2 separate regions of the Homo sapiens genome follow, and region 2 is linked to region 1. Evidence: read pairs that join two places in POLR2A ChIA-PET (ENCODE). Cell type or tissue: GM12878. All regions are shown on one strand.

Region 1 (5,000 bases):
AATTAGCACCATGTGGATGCTGCCAAGGCTTAAAACTTGTATCTTTTTGGGTAGTGGGTCGATCTGCACCTGGGGCTGCTTGAGCCATGGCTGGGGGGGCCAAGAAGCACTGTGCCAGAGTGTGGGGAGCAGAAGAGTCTTGAGGCAGCCCTGGGCGGCAAGCCCGTAGAGGGTGCCTCAGGCCCATCCCCTGAAGCCATTCTTCCTTCGCAGGCTTCTGGGCCTGTGATGGGAGGGGCAGCCTCAAAGTCCTCTGAAATGCCTCTGGGGGTCTTCCATTGTCTTGAGGAATAGCACCTGGCTCCCTTCTAGCTATGCTAATTTCTTTGGCAAACAGTCACTGGGCTACACTCTTGGTTTCCTCTGCTGAAAATACTCTTCCATTCTCTACTACATGGCGAGGCTGAGAGTTTTCCAAATCTTTTCAATTTGCTTTCCTTTTTATTATAAATTCCATCTTTAAGTTATTTTTTCCCTCTTGTAGCTTAATGTAAGCAGTTAAAAGTAGCCATGCCGCCCATCGTCTGGAATGTGAGGAGCGCCTCTGCCCGGCCACCCAGTCTGGGATGTGAGGAGCACCCATGCCCCGCCACCCCGTCTGGGAAGTGAGGAGCACCTCTACCCGGCCGCCCCGTCTGGGAAGTGAGGAGCGCCTCTGCCCGGCCGCCACCCCAGAGCATCTCTGCCCGGCCGCCCATCGTCTGGGATGTGAGGAGCGCCTCTGCCCGGCCGCCCCATCTGGGAGGTGAGGAGTGCCTCTGCCCGGCCGCCCCGTCTGGGAGGTGAGGAGTGCCTCTGCCCGGCTGCCCCGTCTGGGATGTGAGGAGTGCCTATGCCCGGCCGCCCCGTCTGGGACGTGAGGAGAGCCTCTGCCCGGCCGCCACCCCGTCTGGGAGGTGAGGAGCGCCTCTGCCTGGCCGCCACCCAGTCTGGGAAGTGAGGAGTGCCTCTGCTCGGCTGCCACCCCGTCTTCTGGGATGTGAGGAGCGCCTCTGCCCGGCCACCCCGTCTGGGAAGCGAGGAGCGCCTCTGCCCGGCCGCCCCGTCTGGGAGGCAAGGAGCGCCTCTGCCCAGCCGCCCCGTCTGGGAGGCGAGGAGCGCCTCTTCCCGGCCGCCCCGTCTGGGAGGCGAGGAGCGCCTCTGCCCGGCCGCCCCGTCTGGGAGGTGAGGAGCGCCTCTTCCCGGCCGCCCCGTCTGGGAGGTGAGGAGCGCCTCTTCCCGGCCGCCCTGTCTGGGAGGTGAGGAGCGCCTCTGCCCGGCCGCCCCGTCTGGGAGGTGAGGAGCGCCTCTGCCCAGCCACCCTGTCTGGGAAGTGGGCGCCTCTCCCGGCCGCCCCGTCTGGGAGGTGAGGGGCGTCTCTGCCCGGCCGCCCCGTCTGGGAGGTGAGGAGCGCCTCTGCCCGGCGGCCCCGTCTGGGAGGTGGGGAGTGCCTCTGCCCGGCCGCCCATCATCTGGGATGTGAGGTGCGCCTCTGCCCGGCCGCCACCCCATCTGGGAGGTGAGGAGCGCCTCTGCCCGGCCGCCACCCCATCTGGGAAGTGAGGTGCGCCTCTGCCCGGCCGCCCTGTCTGGGAAGTGAGGAGCACCTATGCCCGGCTGCCCCGTCTGGGAAGTGAGGAGTGCCTCTGCCCGGCCGCCCCGTCTGGGAAGTGAGGAGCGCCTATGCCCGGCCGCCCCGTCTGGGAAGTGTACCCAACAGCTCCAAAGAGACAGCGACCATCGAGAACGGGCCATGATGACGATGGGGGTTTTGTCGAAAAGAAACGGGGGAAATGTGGGGAAAAGAAAGAGAGATCAGATTGTTACTGTGTCTGTGTAGAAAGAAGTTGACCTAGGAGACACCATTTTGTTCTGTACTAAGAAAAATTCTTCTGCCTTGGGATGCTGTTAATCTATAACCTTACCCCCAACCCCGTGCTCTCTGAAACATGTGCTGTGTCAACTCAGGGTTAAATGGATTAAGGGCGGTGCAAGATGTGCTTTGTTAAACAGATGCTAGAAGGCAGCATGCTCGTTAAGAGTCATCAGCACTCCCTAATCTCAAGTACCCAGGAACACAAACACTGCTGAAGGCTGCAGGGACCTCTGCCTAGGAAAACCAGAGACCTTTGTTCACGTGTTTATCTGCTGACCTTCTCTCCACTATTATCCTATGACCCTGCCACATCCCCCTCTCTGAGAAACACCCAAGAATGATCAATAAATACTAAAAAAATAAAAATAAAAATAAATAAATAAAAATAAAAAAAATAAAGTAGCCATGCAGCAGCCTAAATGCTTTGCTGCTTCAGTATTTCTTCTGCCAGATACCCTACATCATTACTCTCCAGCTCAGCCTTCCACAAAGCCCTTGGGGATAGACACAGTTCAGCCAACTTCTTTGTTCATTTATAACAAGAACAGCCTTTACTCCAGGTTTCAATACCTTGTTTTTCAGTTCCATCTGAAACCTCATCAGAATGGCTTTTACTGACCATATCTTTATCAATATTCTGGTCATGACCACTTAACCAATCCTAAGGAGTTCCCAACTTTCCCTAGTCTTCTTGTTTTCTAAGCCCTCACCAGAATTGCCCTTAATGCTCTGTTCACGGAAATACAGGCTTTTTCTAGCTTGCTCCTCCAAACTTTTCCAGCCTCTCCCCATTATCAGTTCCAAAGATGCTTCCCCATTTTTAGGTATTTGTTATTAGCAACAACTCCACTTTTGGTACCAATTTTCTTAGTCCCTTTTTTCTGTTGCTTATAACAGAACGCCTGAAACTAGGTAAGTTATTTTTAAAAGGAATTTATTTCTTACAGTTATGGAGGTGGAGAAGTTCAGGGTCAAGGGGCTGTATCTGGTAAGGGGCTGTATCTGGTGAGGGCCTTCTTGCTGGTGGGGACTCTCTGCAGAGTCCTGAGGCAATGCAGGGCATTACATGGTGAAGCAGCTGAGCATGCCAGCTCAGGTCTCTCCTCCTCTTTTTATAAAGCCATCAGTCCTACTCTCATAACTCATAAATCCACTAACCCATTAATTTATTAATCCAGGGCAGAGCCCTCCTGATCCAATCACCTCCTAAAGGTCCCACCTCTCGATATTGCCACATTGGGAATTAGGTATCAAGATGAGTTTCAGAGGAGACAAACATTTAAACCATAGTAGCATGCTATGCTGGCATCAGCCAGAAGTGGACGTCTATTATACCACAGCCATATTCTGAAGTGGCCCTGAAAATGGTGATGAAGGAAAATCCTCCCAGGAGGCAGAACTTCCAGTGATTCATTTGGTTGTTCATTTTGTTGGGACTGAGAACAGCCAGATGACTGGATCCACACTGCCTCATAAGCAATGGCTAATGGGTTATCCAATTGGTCAGGGACTTGGAAAGAGCAAGACTGGAAAACTGGTGGTAAGGAGGTATTGGGGCAGGTATATGGATGGACCTCTGGGACTAAGCCCAAAATATGAAAATATCCATGTCCATATAAATGCTGAGTAGAGGGCATCTACTGCAGAGGAGGCTGTCAATAATTAGGTGGACTAGAGAATCCATCCTTGGATGTCAGTCAGACTCTTCCCCCACTTATCCTGGTGTTTCCTCGATGATCTTATAAACTCAGTGTCAGAGCATCCACAATATAGGCTTCCCTTACAAAGCTCACTGCTAGATGTCTGACTGGCCAGCAGCAGAGGCCAGCTCTGAGTCTTTGATATGGCACCACTCCCAGAGGGGATCAGACACATGAAACAGACATGAATGGAACTTGAAGTCTGGAGTCAGCCTGGTCCAGCTGCACCCAGCCTAAATCAGCTGAATCACAACCAACCCACACACTTGTGGCCAAGAAATAAAATGTTTGCTCTATTAAGCCACTGAGGTTATGGTTCTGTTTGTTATGCAGCAGGAACCTAATATACTCCTTTTATTAATCCTAATTGAATTATCCTAATTTGATTGTACCATCTGTTTTCTTTTGAGATCCTGACTAAATCACTGCCTATTTGCAGATGTCTTAAGGGTATACAGTTGACCCTTGAACAATTCAGGCTTGAAATGAACAACGCAGGTCTATTTATACACAGATTTTCTTGTCTCTGTCACCCTTGAGACAGCAAGACCAACCTCTCCTCTTCCTCCTCTCCTCACCCTACTCAATGTGAAGACAACAAAGACAGAGACTTTTATGATGATCCACTTCTACTTAATGAATAGTAAATATATTTCTCTTCCCTTTAATTTTTTAATATTTTCTTTTCTCTAGCTTACTTTATTGTAAGAATACCATATAATATATATAAAGATATATATATATATATCATACAAAATACGTGTTCATTGACTGTTTATGCTATTTGTGAGGCTTCAGGTCAACAGTAGGCTATGAGTAGCTGAGTTTTTCAGGAGTCATGGATTTTCTACTGTATAGGGGATTGATGTCCCTAACCTCCAAGTTGTTCAAGGGTCAACTGTATGTAGATTTCCAGCTCAGACCTCTTCTCTCAGTCCCAGATCCAAATGTAGTCAGTGATCTGCTTGATATCACCTCTTGGATATCACAAAAGCACCCAAAACTCAACACTCAATCTTCTGTCACAAACCTGGTCCTATTTCACTTGATAGTACCAACAATTGAAGAAACCTGTGAACTGTCCTTGACTTCCACCTCCCTGTCACCCCTATATTTAAGCCATCACCAAGTCCTATTAATTTAACCTCCTAAATGTCTCTCATATTTGTTCTCTTCTTTTTTCCACCACCACCAGCCCCACCTCAGCCCAAGCCACCAGTATCTCTCACTTAAAATATCCTCCCAATTGGCCCCTTTCCAGTTTGTTCGCCACACAGAGGTCAAAGATATCTTTGTGAAAATTCAGTTTTGATTATGTCCCATCCCTCAGTTGAAGCTTCTCAATGGCTTCCCATTGCTTTTAGGATAAAGACCAGAATATTTAACATAGGCTTCAAGGTTCTAAGTGATATGGCCCCTGCTCCCCTGCTTCATCTCCCCATCTC
Region 2 (5,000 bases), 220 kb after region 1:
CGCCCGGCCAATATCAAGTACGTTTTTAAGATGATCAACTTTGGTCGTGCGCAGGGCGTGGGGAGGTGCTGAGGGGCCGAGGCCGCGGCCAGTTAGACGCCGTACTGTCCAGAGAGCACTGCGGCGGGAGCCGGCAGTCGGAGCAGCCTTGGAGCAGGAGGAGCAGCAGCAGCAGCAGCCGTCGCCGTTTGCGGAGCGCAGCCGAGCCGGCCATGGCGTTGTCGATGCCGTTGAACGGGCTGAAGGAGGAGGACAAAGAGCCCCTCATTGAGCTCCTCGTCAAAGCTGGCAGTGATGGTGAAAGCATAGGAAACTGCCCCTTTTCCCAGAGGTTCTTCATGATTCGTTGACTCAAAGGAGTTGTATTTAGTGTCACAACTGTTGACCTGAAATGGAAGCCTGCAGACCTACAGAACTTAGCTCCCAGGACCCACCCACCGTTTGTAAGTTTCAACAGTGAAGTCAAAACGGATGTAAGTAAGATTGAGGAATTTCTTGAAGAAGTCTTATGCCCTCCCAAGTACTTAAAGCTTTCACCAAAACACCCAGAATCAAATACTGCTGGAATGGACATCTTTGCCAAATTCTCTGCATTTATCAAGAATTGAAGGCGAGAGGCTAATGAAGCACTGGAGAAGGATCTCCTGAAAACCCTGCAGAAACTGGATAAATATCTGAATTCTCCTCTCCCTGATGAAATTGATGAAAATAGTATAGAGGACATTAAGTTTTCTACACATAAATTTCTGGATGGCAATGAAATGACATTAGCTGATTGCAGCCTGCTCCCCAAACTGCATATTGTCAAGGTGGTGGCCAAAAAATATCACAACTTTGATATTCCAAAAGAGATGACTGGCATCTGGAGATACCTAACTAATGCATATAGTAGGGACGAGTTCATCAATACCTGTCCCAGTGATAAGGAGGTTGAAATAGCATATAGTGATGCCAAAAGACCCACCAAGTAAAATTGCATTTATGAAAGAGATGTCTTCATGTCTTCCCCTAAGAATATGCTTTTCCTAACAGGCTACTCTTCTTCTTATAGAGTAGAAATTGTATTTTGCACGAACATGCAGTTATTGAGGATTAGGATCAAGGGTAGACAAGGTATAGTAGTTATCTTAAAATATACACTCCTTGACCAGGTGCGGTGGCTCGTGCCTGTAATCCCAGCACTTTGGGAGGCCGAGGCGGGCAGATCACCTGAGCAGGAGTTCAAGACCAGCCTGGCCAACATGGTGAAACCCCGTCTCTACTAAAAAAAAAGAAAAAAAAAATTAGCAGGACGCGGTGGTGCGCACCTGTAATCCCAGCTACTTGGGAGGCTGCAGCTGGAGAATCGCTTAAACCTGGGAGGCAGAGGTTGCAGTGAGCCAAGTTCACGCCACTGCACTCCAGCCTGGGAGACAGAGCGAGATTGCATCTCAAAAAAAAAAAAAAAAAATATATACACACACACACACACACACACACACACACACACACACACACACACTCCTAAGCAGTATTATTTTAAAATCCTTTTACCCTGCCTACCTCTGTACCCGTGTTCCCCTCTTTTTAATTTGGAGACACTCCACCACAAACTTTTCACTTTAGAGGTAGCTTGCCATCTTTCAGGAGCCCTCACCATTGTGTCTATTCACTGTGCATAGATGACAGAATTTTGAGGTGCAATGTCTGTTTAAATAGTAGCTACGACTTTATCAGGCAACCCCAAACTGGTGCATAATGCATGGTATAAGGAATATTTATGTATTTTTTGGATTTTTGTAATATTTAGTGCAGGGTGGAGGGCTAACAGAGGAAAGAGCTCCATTCTTCAAACTAGAGTGATGAAAATTCATTCTGAAACTCAAAGTATTTTCTTTTCTTCTTTTTTTTTTTTTTTTTGAGATGGAGTCTCACTCTGTTGCCCAGGCTGGAGTGCAATGGCATGGTCTTGGCTCACTGCAACCTCCTCTTCCCGGGTTCAAGAGATTCTCCTGCCTCAGCCTCTCGAGTAGCTGGGATTACAGGCGCCCACCACCGCGCCCGGCTAATTTTTGTATTTTTAGTAGAGAGGGGGTTTCACCATCCTAGGCAGCCTGATCTTGAACTTGTGACCTTGTAATCCACCCTCCTCGTCCTCCCAAAGTGCTAGGATTACAGGCATGAGCCACTGCGTCTGGCCCAACTCAGAGTATTTTCATTTTGGATATTTATTCTCTTGTTTTTTATTAACCCAGTGATTACACTTGGCCACGTTCGAGGAAGGTATGTCCATTGTAATTTTGATGATCAGAATTGTTTTTTTTGTTGTTGAAAGACAGATACTACTTTATCAGGGACGTTAGTCAAATCAAATGGAAATTGGTAAATGGACAAAAGCTACCTAGTTAAAAGGATGATCTGACAACATGCTTTAATCCCACTGTATGTGGAAAGAGCATAGCTTAAAATCTTGAGAAATTTGGACCATAAAATTTTCATGGTAGACAGTTCGTGCAGTATATAAATTGGCATAATGGAAATAATCTGATTTTATTTTTACAACTAACAAATCATTCCTCTTCATTTAAACACCTTTTGTATTTACTTCAGTGAGGAGATTGGAGTCTGAATGGAAAGTCTTACTGTTTTCCAAGGGATTCTGAGAAAGTTTTGTATTCAACAGTTGGAAAGTTCTCTACTATTCTAGTTGATAAAACTTCCCTTTTTTGATGTAGATGCATATTTTCTATACAGTTCTGTTGTCTTCTTTTACTACGACTGTTAACTTTTGTCATAAAATTCAAATAAGATTTTATTTCTTGGTAATTTTGACTTTCACAATTTATCTTTAAATCCTTGAGCAATCTGTTTACAATTAAGAGATTTCTGACATTTATTCTTACACTAAGTGGATACACTCTAGGATTTAGGCATGTTAACTTTATTTCTGTTGTGTTTTGAATCGCTCCAGAGTTGCATGTAGATAGCATTTATTTCTGTGCACTTAAACCTATTTAGAAAATATCTATGAAGTAAAAATGGAGAGGAAATAGAAATGTATTTTTTCATGAAAATTTTGATGGAAATTTCATCAAGTTTAATGATTCACCAATTTCTTACATTAATTTGAATTAAGCATTTAATTCAAAGAGAGGGGAGCATTCATTATTGATATATTTGGGCTTTTAAAAACTCCATCCTTTATAAATAGTCAAAGTTTGGGCCACACAAATTATATTTTCATCATGGAAAAATTTCAACTTCTCAAGCCATAATGTTGAACAGAATTGGAGTATTTTCTTTAGAATTTCTTGAACAGGCAAATGAAAGCTTATTATAGCATGCACGTATTTTCTTTTCTTTTTGGAACATCAACACCAGTATATTGTTGGCAGCTATTGTATCAAAAAAATAAAGTATACTTTCACTATCATAAAGGATTCTTTCCCCCCCTCATGAAAATAAACAACAACTTGGGGTAAAAAAAAAAAAGATGATCAATGTTGAGACAACTGTCAAGTTTCTTTCATACATGGGCTGCAAGTTTTCAAGACTTTGGTGCAGTTACTAATATGAAATAGTCTTTGAGTTGATAACACTTCTAACTAGCTTATCCTCGATGTTCTCCTTCTAATGTCAGTGGTATTGATTGGTGACTAAGCCCCATGTACCATGACTAAGACCAGGTAGCTGGTCCCCTTTGAGTGGGCAGATACATGGTAGTTTTGCTTTAGATTCCTTTATGTCCCCAGAACTCAGGGATGATCCAAGGCTGGGGCTACTCTTGCTGTCCTTACATCCAAGTCTTTGGCTGGGAATAGGTCAGTTTCAGAGACATTCCCACAGAGCAGGAGGGACAGACTACTTCTAAGCAGGTTGTTAGGCACTGGTGTCTAAAATTTGGTCAAATTTTAGACACCATGAGCAATAGCACATTATCAACTGTGATCATTTAATTATCTCTTGTTCTCCCTAGCTACATTTTCTGCCTGTTGTCATAAAGATTAAGTGGGACCACCTACTTAGATTTTTAGTTATCGTATTTTTATATTAAAAATAGTAACTCATTGTGGACTTTGCTCATTCCATTCAATCACAAAGCCTTCTCTAGGGAACATATTATCAAAGGTCCCTCCTCTTCTATTTTAGTTTGGCCATTAGCCCAGAAAGTATTTCCACAGAACTTTAAAATTTGTACCCCTGAAAATATTAAATAACATCAATTTATCCAGGAAAATTTGTCTATGGTTTAAGATAAGTGTCCTAGTAAACAATGAGTATACTTATCAGATATTTCTGGGGCAGGGGGAGTGGGGAGAGAGAGCAATGAGAAATTTCATGAGGAAATGTAATATAATAAGGTTTTGCCCTAATAAAGCAGAACCAGGAAGTTAAAAAAAATTACAGTTTGAAAACTAAAGGACAGGTGTTAGAAAAGAGAAACCCAAACAAAGGAAGAAGAAAGACCTGGACTATATGGATTTTAATTTAAGGAGTTGCACTGTGATAATAAACCTATTCTTTTAACTCAAAACTGTTTATTTCCTATCCCATTAACTAAGTGGAAGATCTCAAAAGGGGACAGTCCTGTAGGCCAAATCTACCCTGGGAGCCAAGGTGCACCCTCTGGGTAGCTCGAGAGAGCACAAGGCATCAGTTGGTGGTGAGCTTGACTTGAGAGTTGAGACTAAAACAGCTGGTGGGAGAGTAATGTATAGCCTAAACCATATGAAATTGTATGTGGCTGGATTTTCTTTTCTTCATTTTTTTTATTGTAAAATACAGATAACTTAGAATTTACCATTTTAAGAGTACTATTCAGTGGTATTAAGTACATTTGCAATGTTGTGCAACCATCACCACTTTGCATTTCCAGAACGTTTTTCATCATCTCAAACAGAAATTCTGAACCCATAAAACAACTCCCTATTACCCTCCCCCTAGCCCCTGGTAGCCTCTATTCTACTTTCTGTCTCTATGAGTTTGACTACTTTAGGTACCTCATATAAGTGGAACCATAC

The links. ChIA-PET counts read pairs that join two places held together with the same protein. Peaks named below come from ENCODE experiments on the same cell type or tissue, not always from the same donor. Only the 100,000 strongest peaks of a DNase experiment are listed, where the experiment ranks them.
Region 2: POLR2A ChIA-PET joins it to region 1 with 5 read pairs; 11 of 35 experiments call an interaction of 5 or more read pairs at or near these places.

What each region holds. Positions count from the first base shown.
Region 1 is chrX:40,861,450-40,866,449 of GRCh38, forward strand. No RefSeq gene overlaps it. Among named protein-coding and RNA genes, the nearest start is that of MED14OS, 130 kb to the left of the region's middle. In GM12878, no CTCF peak of the experiment used is centred here; a DNase peak (open chromatin) is centred at 2,394.
Region 2 is chrX:41,076,787-41,081,786 of GRCh38, forward strand. It overlaps the pseudogene CLIC4P3. Among named protein-coding and RNA genes, the nearest start is that of USP9X, 6.2 kb to the right of the region's middle. In GM12878, no CTCF peak of the experiment used is centred here; no DNase peak of the experiment used is centred here.